Regions from separate parts of the Mus musculus genome. Here region 2 is linked to region 1. A link is a loop called in an ENCODE intact Hi-C map of the cell type or tissue named here. Cell type or tissue: left cerebral cortex. All regions are shown on one strand. Links, peaks and the distances in the headings refer to the core of each region. The heading gives the core; the rest is flanking DNA.

Evidence for each region. Hi-C counts contacts between places; a loop is a spot of excess contacts. Peaks named below come from ENCODE experiments on the same cell type or tissue, not always from the same donor. Only the 100,000 strongest peaks of a DNase experiment are listed, where the experiment ranks them.
Region 2: a loop joins it to region 1, with 2.9 times the contacts of the local background. A loop is called at or near these places in 5 of 42 quality-filtered maps.

The regions. Positions count from the first base shown.
Region 1 is chr7:94,599,661-94,605,884 of GRCm38, reverse strand. All of the region lies in intron 2 of Gm32647 (a long non-coding RNA gene), which reads right to left. It also overlaps the pseudogene Gm19761. Among named protein-coding and RNA genes, the nearest start is that of Gm32647, 560 kb to the right of the region's middle. In left cerebral cortex, for the core only: a CTCF peak has its summit at 3,190 (motif pointing left); no DNase peak of the experiment used is centred there.
Region 2 is chr7:95,079,425-95,085,648 of GRCm38, reverse strand. The region is part of intron 4 of Gm32647 (a long non-coding RNA gene); the gene reads right to left. Among named protein-coding and RNA genes, the nearest start is that of Gm25684, 360 kb to the left of the region's middle. In left cerebral cortex, for the core only: no CTCF peak of the experiment used is centred there; a DNase peak (open chromatin) is centred at 3,197.

The sequences.
Region 1 (6,224 bases), core at 2,065-4,564:
TGATAAGACCACTCTCTCATATTCTGTACTCACCATTATTTAAGTTTATGTTCTCCTGTATTTATGACAAATTTCCATGACCTAGGTCTCACTTTCTTTTCCCATTAACTTGTATACACGTTTCTATTTTCTACATGGATGCTTACTTTAAAAAAATAGAGGAAAACTACTGCTTATAATAAAGATATTTTATGTTCTTGCTTCTTCTGTAGGTGTGTGTGTGTGTGTGTGTGTGTGTGTGTGTGTGTGTTTGTAAAAGGAAGGGATAATAAAGGTTAATGGGAGTGGGACTTCAATAAAACACATTACAGATATGAATGAGAGTATAAAATCATAATTAAATTAATAATTTTAAAGTTACAAAATATTCCTCTAGCTTAAAAAAGAACTTTTATAGTGTTGTATTTTTTAATATGGCACTCAATATTTTTGTGTAACAGGTTCCAATTAAATAATGCATGTGCTAGAAAATTACCTATCACATACTTCACATTTATTTTCATATTTACACAAATAATAATATCTTATAGTTTTATTAATCTCATTTGTAGCTATAGCTATAGTTCATGGTATATATTAACTATGTGTATATTTTTGTTTTTTTAAATCCTCTTAGATTTGTTAGGTTCCTTATTATTATTTTTAAGAGAACCATATTTTACTTTTATTTGCTCAAATGTAGTTATAGAATATACTTATTTTAAACTCGAGTAACCCTTTCCTTATGGGCTTCTTTTGCCTCTTAACTTCTGAGGTGAATTTTACATTACTAATTTTAACAGTTCTCAAAAATTGAAACAATTTCAAACTAACAAAAGTTACCAGTATGATTATGAACTGTGATTTTTGTCAATTTATAAACGGATCATACCTGAATAAGTTAATCAAGGTGAAGAATTATGTACTTCTAGACTTACCTACTCAACCATGAATATCATCTTAGTCAGTCTGCTCTCCCACCACACCTACCTGGGGAATTCACAGAGCAGGGATGGGTATAGTAACTGCAGCTGCAGAGTGAATGCTAACAGGGATAAACAGCAGTGTTGCCTTAGAACTCAACCTTCCATATACTGTCTGAAATAGTCTATATACCTTCATGCCTTCTGAAAGACTTACCCAGAGATGCTGAAAAATGCTGCTTTCCAATTGGATCCCTCTCAAACAGGGGAGTAGAGGTAGTTTAGAGTTGAAGTTGAGAAAAATGCAGGACAGAGGTGGACCATCTTGCTTTCTTTCATTCTGCACACAATATGGCTGTGACTTACTGGGGATTCTAGAAAACGTGTTTGGTTATTTTACATCCATTTCTAAAGAAGCTTAGGCGCATGCTTTATGCTAAGCAGTCCAACAGATCACAGAGTGGTAGTAAGGGACAGTGAATCCTTAGGTCACACTGTGTCCTGAAAATGGATTTACTCAGCAATGCTGTACATTGACAGCAGGGTGCAAGAGGAGGTTAGAATGAGAAATGGGGGATTACCAAAAAGTGGAACCATGAGGGAACTATATACATGCATCCACAATCCTGTTGACAGGATCCACCATAGATGGGTGGTTTTACAGACTCCAGTAACAACAATTAGTTAAAGCAGTAATTACAACTTATAAGTCACTGCTTGTTGCTCAACTCCAATGATGCCAATCACTCTATCTCTATTCCTTTGTCTTTTGACACCATCCTGTTAATTGGAAAAGAAAAAAAAATGACCATATCGTTGTTATTATCTTAGTCTGATATATTTTCTCAGTGTGTCCAATAGAAAGGGTTTCCACTTTATCTAAATAACAAACCATCTAGTACATTGTATGTGTTCAGCCTGCATCCATGGAAGCAGAGGCTGTGACCCACAGCTTCATCATTTGTTAAATAACAATGATTTAAATTGGGGTTAGGTGAGTGATAACCACTGACTAAAAAGAAAGCATGTTATTACTCCCCATTTCAGAGCAGTTTACAGTAGAATCTTTCAAAAATAATATCACTTCTGACCAAGAACAGGATTGCTGAGGTACACAAAAGAAATGATAGCATGTAATTACATCAAGTGGGCAAGAATAAATGTAGAAGTAGTAATTTTATTAAAATGTCTATTAGATGCAATCATTACTCAAATGTCAGCCTGGGGATAGCAGCTGTGCTAGAGGGAGAAAACCCAGAGCATAGGAAGATATGCAGTACTTGAATTCCGGATAGAAATACCTATTATTTGAGTTATACAATAGCTCATGATAGAAAGAATGCTAGGTATGGGCTGCGACCTCAACCCAGATCAGATGGGAAGCTTCTTGGTTTCTAATTATACTCTCAGGACTCTAATGTTCTCATCTAAATAGAATAAATAGTTTAGAGGGATAGTAAAAAGAACTTTAGTGTTAGTAAAGAACATTATAGATGGCTTAACAGACACAAATCTTTCTAGATCAAGAAAAAATAGCAAGGATGGGTTCATTGGTTGTAATTATTTAATTGAGAGCTATGAATGAAGCAATGTGGAAAAGAGTCAAACTGGATAGAACATAATGATTAGTACCAGTATAAATCCCATTATTGGCTTAGCCACAAATATGTTTGATTCCCATTCTATGTCTGTGCAATGTTTTGAGAAATGGAAGAAAAGATAGGAGGGATTTCAGCATAAATGTTTCAGGGTCCGAGCTTTGTGTACTCTGAGTGAGCCCTATGCTTTCAATATTCTAAAACTTGTGTCTTTACTGTGTGGAAGTTTCTTCTGTGGCAGCATGCATTCCTTGTAATTTAGTGGCAAATGCCCTTATGCATCTTTCTACATTTGAACACCTTTCTTCACTTCCCATAAAGTTGATATATCTTGTTTAAGGCATGCTACTTGTGCTGAAATCATTCTGTTATCAATCTTTATCATTCATACTTTATTGCAAATATATGGTGACTGCGTGCCTAACACGGAAATTTCTCATGGAAATGATTCTTAAAAAATCTCAATCTGTCATGTTGATGTCAAGAGAACAGTTGGTTGACTAAATTTTGACTATTCATCCAGATGTTAATATTAATCAGCCATGGCTGTGTGGATGTACATCCATGTGCCACTTACTGACTTTATATACTTAGACACTTTGTTTGAATATACACAAATCTCTCTGATTGTTATCTACAGGTTAAATTAAAATCACTACTAATAGTGCCATCTTGTGTCTGAAATTAAAAATCAAGAGACTAGGCAGAGGATAGAATTTTTAAATTGTTTTATTAATTAAATTTGTTCTTAGATAACTTTACACGTGTACTCAGTGGATCTTGACAGATTTTTACCTCCTACCCTCTTCTATTTCCTTACCATCCCAGTCCTCAGTTTAAGATGAAAAATAAAATTTAAAAAATCCCTACAAACTTTTCTTTCAAAATCAAGCATGTGGTGGCTGATATCTGAGGCACCACTGAGGAAAGACTATTTGCTAGGCTTTTCCTGAAATGGACAGCTGGATTCCTTATGACTTCTCAGTGATTTTTCTGTGTGCCTATGAAAATCTTCCAGCATGGATGGATTCCTCCACATGAGAGAGAGTACCACCCAGACTACAATTATTTGACCCAATTTCTGCCCTTAATTGTCACACTGAAGATGCTTCTTGGTGCTCAGTTGGCTTAACAATTGAGGAGAAAAGGCCTCCCAGCTAGGCATCTTCATCTCCAAGGTGATTCCAAATTTTGATGCAAAGAGGATCTCAAGAAGGGGACCAAGTTCTCCCTGTGAATGATAAGGATTTCCAAGTAATCAAAGCCAGCAAAGCTGTTGAAATCTAGAAGACAGCACAAGAAATCAACATTTAGATGTGCGTCTTTCCCTACAATTATCATCTATAAAAAGTTTGGACTCTACAGTAAAGACTTGCAGTCCATTGCCCTCCATGTGGAACCTTCCAGGGCAAGCTGACTAGAGCTCCAAAAAGCTTGGGAAAAAGTCAGGGAATTCTATTCTCCACACCCTCCAGGCTTGTGAATGGGTAGGATGGGGAGACAGTTTATCAGCTGTATTATATATAAACTGCACTGTACTGGGAGTAACCTTGTTTGCTAAGTGAGTTTCATTCTGAAAAAGGAGGAAGAAAATGAGTTCTAGATGTTTGCATACTGTAGGAGAAGGAACCGGCATTTATTAGCTACATTAGATTGGCCATTTATTCAGCTTATTATTTTATTCATAGAAGTCAGTAGAAAAAAAAAATAACCTAGGGTACCTTCCATCTGATTCACCTGGCCATGCCATCTAGTCCTTATACATATACCTTGGAGTTCCATACACTTGGAAGACTCCATGAAGACATAGGTTTTGCCCCTTTTTCCTCATCCCTGCCACTCCCCAAGTAAAAACAAAATACAAATTAAAAAATGAAGCATGTGAGGGTTTAGGAAGGTTATGATTAATTAATTAATTAATTAATTGTTCATTTGTTTATTTGATGCAACTGAGTCTAGTGGGTATTTCTGCTGATGCTAAAATGTAAAATTTATTTCTTTTGACTTGATTCTTTTTAAAAAATTACTAACAAACACAGAAGTGGATGCTCATAGTCAACTATTGGATGGATCACAGGGCCCCCAATGGACGAGCTAGAGAAAGTATCCAAAGAGCTAAAGAGATCTGCAACCCTGTAGGTGCAACATTATGAACTAACCAGTACCCAGGAGCTCTTGACTCTAGCTGCATATGTATCAAAAGATGCCCTTGTCGGCCATCACTGAAAAGAGAGGCCCACTGGACAGGTAAACTTTATATGCCCCAGTACAGGGGAATGCCAGGGCCAAAAAATGGGAATGGGTGGGTAGGGGAGGGGGGGAGGGTGTGGAAGGCTTTTGGGATAGCACTGGAAATGTAATTGAGGAAAATACGTAATAAAAAAAATGAGAGGAAAAAAATTACATTCTCTAGAGAGTTTACTTCTGATGATAAAAGCAATATAATCAGCTTTGGTTTTTTTTCTTAAAGCAAAATATGAATATAGTGTAGCTTTTATTATTTACTTTATTATGACAGTTAAGTATACAATGGTATATTTAAAGACCTCAAAACACACCTAGCTAATGAAAATTTGCACAAACATTGTAGGTTTCTACTATTAATAAGTATCAGAGACAATTAAATTAAATGATGCATTTAAAATTTTAATAGTGGCTTAATGTAAGAGAAGTGACTCAAAATATCTTCCCCCAAATGTTTAAATTCATGGTACATTCAAGAGATAAATCCACATTTGTTTTCAGAATTGCTCATCCCGTAATTCTCAATACTGAATGGAGCTCTAACACTGAGCTACCTTCTCAGCCCTGGAAAATACATTTTATTATCTCTAATCTGAGAATCCATAATTATAATCTGCTCAACATTTAAAATTCTGGATAACATACAAATATGCAAACAATACTTAAGTGAGTCGTGTTTTTCTGGTGGTGGGGTAATGCCAAACCTCTAAAGGGGTGAAAAGGGGTAGTAGCAAAGAGGATGGATCCTGGCAACCTTGCAGATGCTCTTTCCCTGTGCTTTAACTTAGGAAAGATTGCTGTGCAGCCTCTCCATTGAATATGCTATATTAGCATTGCTTCCAATTTCTACCATGCCCCTCTCCTTTGCTGGCCCTTCCTGTAATCTTCTGTTTACAGAATAAAACCTTTGCTCACTATGTACACTTTTAGATTTCAGAATGAAGGCATTAATCTCATTCAAAGTTTCATTGTTGTTACTAGAAACTTGTAATTTTTCTTTTAATTAGAGAGTACTTTTTGTTTTGTTTTGTTTTATTTTGTTGTTGTAGTTTTTGGTTCTGTTTTTTTTCTTTTGTTTTGGTTTTTGTTTTTTTTTTTGTTTCGTTTTTTTTTTGTTTTTTGTTGTTGTTGTTGTTGTTGTTTGAGACAGGGTTTCACTGTGTAGCTCTGGCTGTCCTGGAACTCACTCTGTAGACCCAGATACCCTCGAACTCAGAAATCTGCTTGCCTTTGCCTTCTTTCCAGTTACTATTGCTAAACAGAATCAAGTGAAGAAAATAGAACTTTTCCCTGAAGTTTTAAGATATGGAGGTATTTAAGACACTTAGGTATTGGATAGAAAAATATCCCTCTGCAGTAAAAGAATACCAGAAACTAGGAACCTCTCTTCTAGTTAATTCTGTTGTACAAATGTTGGCATACAGCCTGCCTCTCAATCAGAAGGGAAGTCTTAAAGAAAAGTCAAGCAACATCCCAGTGT
Region 2 (6,224 bases), core at 1,888-4,387, 480 kb before region 1:
TCTTCCCCCTATGATACATACTACCTCCTATCATACTGTATAATTAATGTTCTCATGTAATATTCTCACACTAGAATTAATATCTCTAAAGGAAGTTGTTTTTGCTTGCCTCAGTGCCCTATCCTTGGACCTTAATACATGCTCAATAAACATTTGCAGAATAATCATGACTTTTACAACAAAAGTTCTTTTAACTCTAGATATTTAAATAACTTCAAAGTAATTTAAAGACAGTCATCTTGGTTACTTTCAGAGACTCAAGGCACACCAAGAGACTTATATATATATTTTCAATAGATTTTATTCAACATTTAAATTTATCCTTCACTTAGCTCTGGGCAATTCATGTTCACTCAGCTGCCAATTCAGGAAAATGAGGCCAATCTTCAAACCTAGTGTCACAAACCAATAAAAGTAATTCTTTACTTTATAGAATAATTTTGAAAACAAACCATAAAAAGAACAAAAATATTCAAAATTCTGTGACTCAGAAATGAATCATTAAAGTCAATGCTACATTTATCCCAAGTATGTGTGTACATGTGTACACAAATGCCTAGATGAAGAATATGATATATATATAAACATATGTATAAACATATATGTATATGTATGTATGTATATATATATATATATATATATATATATATATATATATATATATATATATATATATATATGTTTTGCTATTTAAACTTTTTTTAAAATCCATTGAAGTCAACACATTTCATGTAGGTTGCATTGTCACAGCAATTAGGAAAATGCCCTAAGCATAATGAATGTGAAGCCTGCCTTGACCAATCGCAGTCCACAGTGATCTGGTCAAGTTGCATTTTTACCAACTTTAGGATGTATCTTGTTGGTACACCATTGTATCCAATGTATGGCCATAAATCTTTCCCCTTTAATAACTCAGAGCTATGCACAATTTCTGTCTCATTTGTAAATGTAGAACATCCAGGAAACTAGTGGCACACCATTCGTTTTGGTGCAGTTAAGAGAGGCTCTTGGCTATTTGTCAGAATTGAAGTTTATTACCTAGCAAGCAAGCAAGCAGGCAGCCCTGGTCACTTGCCACTCCACAGTCCTTATTCAGAGAAGCCCTACAAACAAGAGAAAGTAATTGATTGGGGCAATTATCTAGCCAGCCTTCACACCTGCTCCCTCCTAGCAGCCAACCAACCACCTAAACAATAAACAAATAGAAGCAGACCCATTATTCTCTTGAAAATAAAAACCACTGTTTCATAAGCATTGTCATAATGGTCCCGAAACCAATTTTACTTGAATGAGATGGATAATTTCACACAGAGGAAAGCAGAAAGAATTGCTTTTGCGTCAAGTATCTGGTTACTTAAAACAAAACATGTTCTTTTGATGCCTGTGTAGGCTTTCCTTTTCCTGGTGTGAAGTGAGGCAAAATTGACTTAAATTTCCAATTAACTTCCATTAGCCTCATGTTCAAAGAAGAAAAAAATTCATCTGGTTTCCCAAGTAAAGGCATTAAACTATCCCACTTTTTCTTTTCTCTTTCTTTCTTTTATTCACAGTCCACCGTTAAACACAATCCAATATCTATGGAGTTTCTGTTTGATCAATAATTTAGTAATTTAAAAGGCACTTTCATATGTATTGATGATAAGTAGTTGAGAATTTTTTTCCAATTTTTTTTCTTGGCCCTTTTCTGTATTCTCCTATAATAGGTAAAGATTTGATATTTTTAAAAATAATATTCAAATAACATTAATAGGTATGAGTAAGCACATAGAGTTTTCTGTGACTTTAATAGTTGTATTTATGTCAGAGATTACTTTTTGGACAGGAATCAGTGCATAGATTCCTACAACCCTATCTTAATGTGAGACTGGCTCATTTCAGTGTTCTTTAATGAAGCCCTTAGCAAAACCTAAATTTCTTTTTGTGTTTGTAGTCTGAATAGTTACTTAACTACATTGTCTTTCAAAGATTCTAGATGGGAGAGGGACATAATGAACAACAGTTTCCAAACAAAACAATTGGAAATGAATTCCACTCATGTATTTCCCTTTAAAACATTCACTCATTTACAGTTTTCAGGGACATATCATATGCATCATTGTTTGCAGACTTAGAGGTACAAAAAGCAAGGAAGATACTTTCCAACCTCTTCAAACTTGTAGTTTGATGCTGATGCCTGAAATAATGAATGAAAGGTTGGATGTGTGATTAAATATATGAAAGGTTTTCCCAAATTACCAAGTATTGGGTAAGGGTGAGGGTGTATTTCAACATGATCATGAGTAATGTCGAAGGTTACCAGCTAAGGAACAAAGAGTTAATAAGCCCATGGCATATTTCTCAATTTTATTCACATACTAGACCTGCCATAAAGGAGATTGGTGGTTTGGGCAATATATTTGTATTGTGTGACAAATGCCCAAGAAGAGGAACTCCTGAGATGAACAACTAATAGAAAAGGTTAACTTTGGCTCATGGTTTCAGGAGTGTCAATTCACCATGATGGAAACAAGAGACAGATAACAGGAACTCATAGGATATTGGCAGAAAACAGAGAATGCCTTCTAACTAGCTTCCTTCTTTCTCCTTTTATTGGGTGTTACCAGCTTGTAGGATGTTGCTATTTACATCTACATCACAGTGTATACAATGTGTGCTGATAATCCCTAGTGCTTTTCCTGCTCAACCCAACTGAGTAAACATAACTTAAATAGAAAGGGTGACATGTGACAGGATTTCCCCTGTCCAATCACATTAAAATATTAGTGCAGGAGGAGGTCTGTGATTGGACAGGGAAAGGGGAAGCAGAGCTATGAGTTGCAGAGATTGCCTTGGGAGAGAAAAAAGCCAAGATGGAGGCAGACAGGAAGAAGAACCTGAATGAGCATGGCTTTAAATAGCCACAGGTAGTTATGATATCATAATGGTTAGAATAATTGGTATAATTTGTCTAATCTAGGTGGGCAGCTTTTATCATTATCAATTGATTATGAAATTATTGTATTAGCATCTTGTGAATTGAGAATTTACTGATACATAAATATGTTTGGTTAATTATAAGTTTCTACAGTTTTCTTTCTACTGGGTTACTGGATGTTGTGGTGGCTGGACAGTTGTTGCTGGCATGGCAACAAAAGGAACTCAGGAGCTCAGGCCCTGCCAGAGAGTTGGCAGGCAGAGAGTAGCCCAGTGGGATGTGCCAGGGCAGAAAGTAGCTGGATGGAGCACAGGAATTTGGCAGTTCTACTTGGTTACTGGAATGTGGGACCTAGACTCAAGCCACTCCCAGTTTACCCACTTGACATTCTGCTTGTTGTTAAAGATATCATCCCTCAGGTTCCTGCTCCAGCCACTATGCCTGCCCTTTGCTGCAAGATCTCCCCCACAATGATAGGCTCCTTGAGAACTGTAAACCAAAATGAATTCTATCGTCTAGAAGTTGCCCTGGTCATGTTGTTTACTACAGCAATAGAAAAGTAAATAATACACAGTGTCACTTTAGGCTATGTAGTGATTTTTTTTTTTAATTTACCGAAACACCATCATACAAACTCTGTGATGTCTACAGTACTTTTTTGCCTTTCTTAGCAAGGACAAGGTCCAAATCTGTATTCACTCTTGGCAGCATTTGTTCTCTTCTGGGTTTTGACATTTGTAATCCTGATAGTTATGAAAGAGTAAATTCATAAGATTTGATTAGCATTTTCCTATTTGAGTTTGTATTGTTCATTTCTGGGTTTAAAAAACAAAACAAAACAAAAACAAAAAAAAAGCAATAACAAAACATTCTGCTCTTGACAAAGACCAAAAGGTACATTGGACTTCTCAGTGAAATTGGTGGAATACATGTTTAACTGTAAATAAATGAATTTGTTTCATCTCTAGCTTAGTGTGAAAGAAAGTGAAGAAAGTAAGTAACATCTGTCTTTCTAACACAGATAAAATGAACCTAGACAGATCTTCTGTGGGTCTGAGCAATCATGTACAGAAAGCCTTCACTTCATAATCTGCTCACTTTTGCTGGTGATGTATCAGATTTCAGTCTCCAAATTTTGTCCAATGATAATCCTCATTACTTATATTATTGTGTTTATATACTTCACGATTAAAGATAATAGATACATAGTGGTACAGTTTTGTGGCAAATGGATGGAACTAGAAAATATCCTGAGTGTGGTAACCCAGACCCCAAAGGACATGCATGGTATGTACTCACTGGTAAGTGGAAGCTAAACAAGAAGGAAGGCTCAAGCAAGGATACTTAAAACTCACCTAAAGGGGGTGGGGATAAAACAGTCATATGAATCAGATGGAGTGAGGGAACAGGGTGGGAGAGAGGATGGGGAAGGTTATGAGGGTAGAAAGGAACAGGTGTGGGGAGAGACAGGAGAAAGGTCCAATTGGCAGTCAAACAAATGGAAATCTTCAGCTGTCAGAGGGTGAGGTGGTGGTGGGCATCTTGAGGACTTCCCAGAGACTGGAATGATTGAAGTTCCTAGGTGTCAGTGTGGGTGACCTTGGCTGAGACATGTAGCAGTGGGAATATAGAACCTGAAAAGGCCACCTCCTATAGCCAGGCAGGGCCCCCAGTTTAAGGGTAAGAACACCAACTCACCCACAAAACTTTCTATCCAAAATTTGTCTTGCCTATAAGAAATTCAGGTACAAAGATGGAGCTGATACTGAGGGAATGGCCAACTAATAACCAGCCCAAATTGAGGCCAGTCTAATAGGCAATCACCAATCCCTGACACTACTAATGATATTCCATTATGCTTGCAGACAGGAACCTAGCATAAGTGTTGTCTGAGAGGTTCCACCTAGTAGCTGACTGAAATAGATGCAGAAACACACAGCTAAACATTGAAAGGAACTCAAGAACTCTTATTGAAGACCTGAGGGAGGATTGAGAACTTCAAAGGCAATAGGAACTCCACAGGAAGACCAACAGAGAGAGACAACTAACTTGAACCATCAGGGGTTCTCAGAGACTGAACCACTAACTAAAGAGCATACAGAGGCTGGACTCTCCCCAAGGGACATATGTAGCATATGTGCAGCTTAGTCTTCATGTGCTCCCCAGCAACTGGAACAGGAGCTGTCCCTAAAGCTGTTGCCTGTCTGTGGAATCTGTTCCCCAACTGAGCTGACTTTTCTGCCCTTATTAAAAAAAATAAACCTGCAGACAATTGATGTTGGGGGAACCTGGTGGGATTCCCACTCTCTCAAAGGAGAAGAGGTTGAGGGATGGAGGAGGAACTTTGTGAGGGAGGATTAGAAGGGGACAAGTGATTGGGATGTAAAATGAGAAAATATATAAATAAATGGAAAGAAATCTAGAGGATATTATGCTGAGGAAAATAAAATAACCCTTTCCATTAAAAAAGCTGTAAGACCACACTTCCATGTGTAATGTAAATAATTTTTCTTTCAATAACAAAAACAATCAAACAAATGACCATGGAAATCAAGGTAGATTTTAAAAAGTGGTTACCAATGATGGAGGTGGAATGAATGGCAAGATGTAGGTCTAAGGCTACAATAAAGAAAATGATTCTTACAATGAGCAGTTCTAGATTTCTAATGTAAAATGTGAGGACTATAGGAAGTGAAACAATATGGAGGGTAAGTCATATTTAAACTATTACACACAGAGAGATGGAATGGATTTAGCTATGTATGCTGATGAAGGGCTATGTTACCTTATGCAGGGTCTTAAAGTTTGTCAAATTGATGCATGCTAGGCATATCTGGGAAGAGGAAATCTCAATTAAATCAGATTGGTCTGTAGGTATGTACATTGGGGCATTTTATTGATTGTTCAGTGATATAGGATGATCCACTATATTGTGAGTGGTTCCATTTATAGTCAGGTATGGGGACCTACTTAACAAAGTAACTAAACATGAGTCTTGGATCAATACAATGAGAAGCTCTACTCTGTGGTCTCTGTTTCAATTTCAGCCTTCAAGTTCCTACCTTGAATACCTGTCTTGACTTCTCTCAATGATAGACTATAAACTGTATGACAAAATAAATATTTTCTTCCTTAAGATATTTTTGTAGTAATTGTCACAGAAATAGAATGCAAACTACAATACAAAGTCACCAGTTCAAAACTACCATTATATATCTCATAATAAATTATACAATTTATATCTACATGGTAAAATTACTATCTAAAATACAAATATATTTTCATAGCTCTTCTTTATTATTATCTTCTA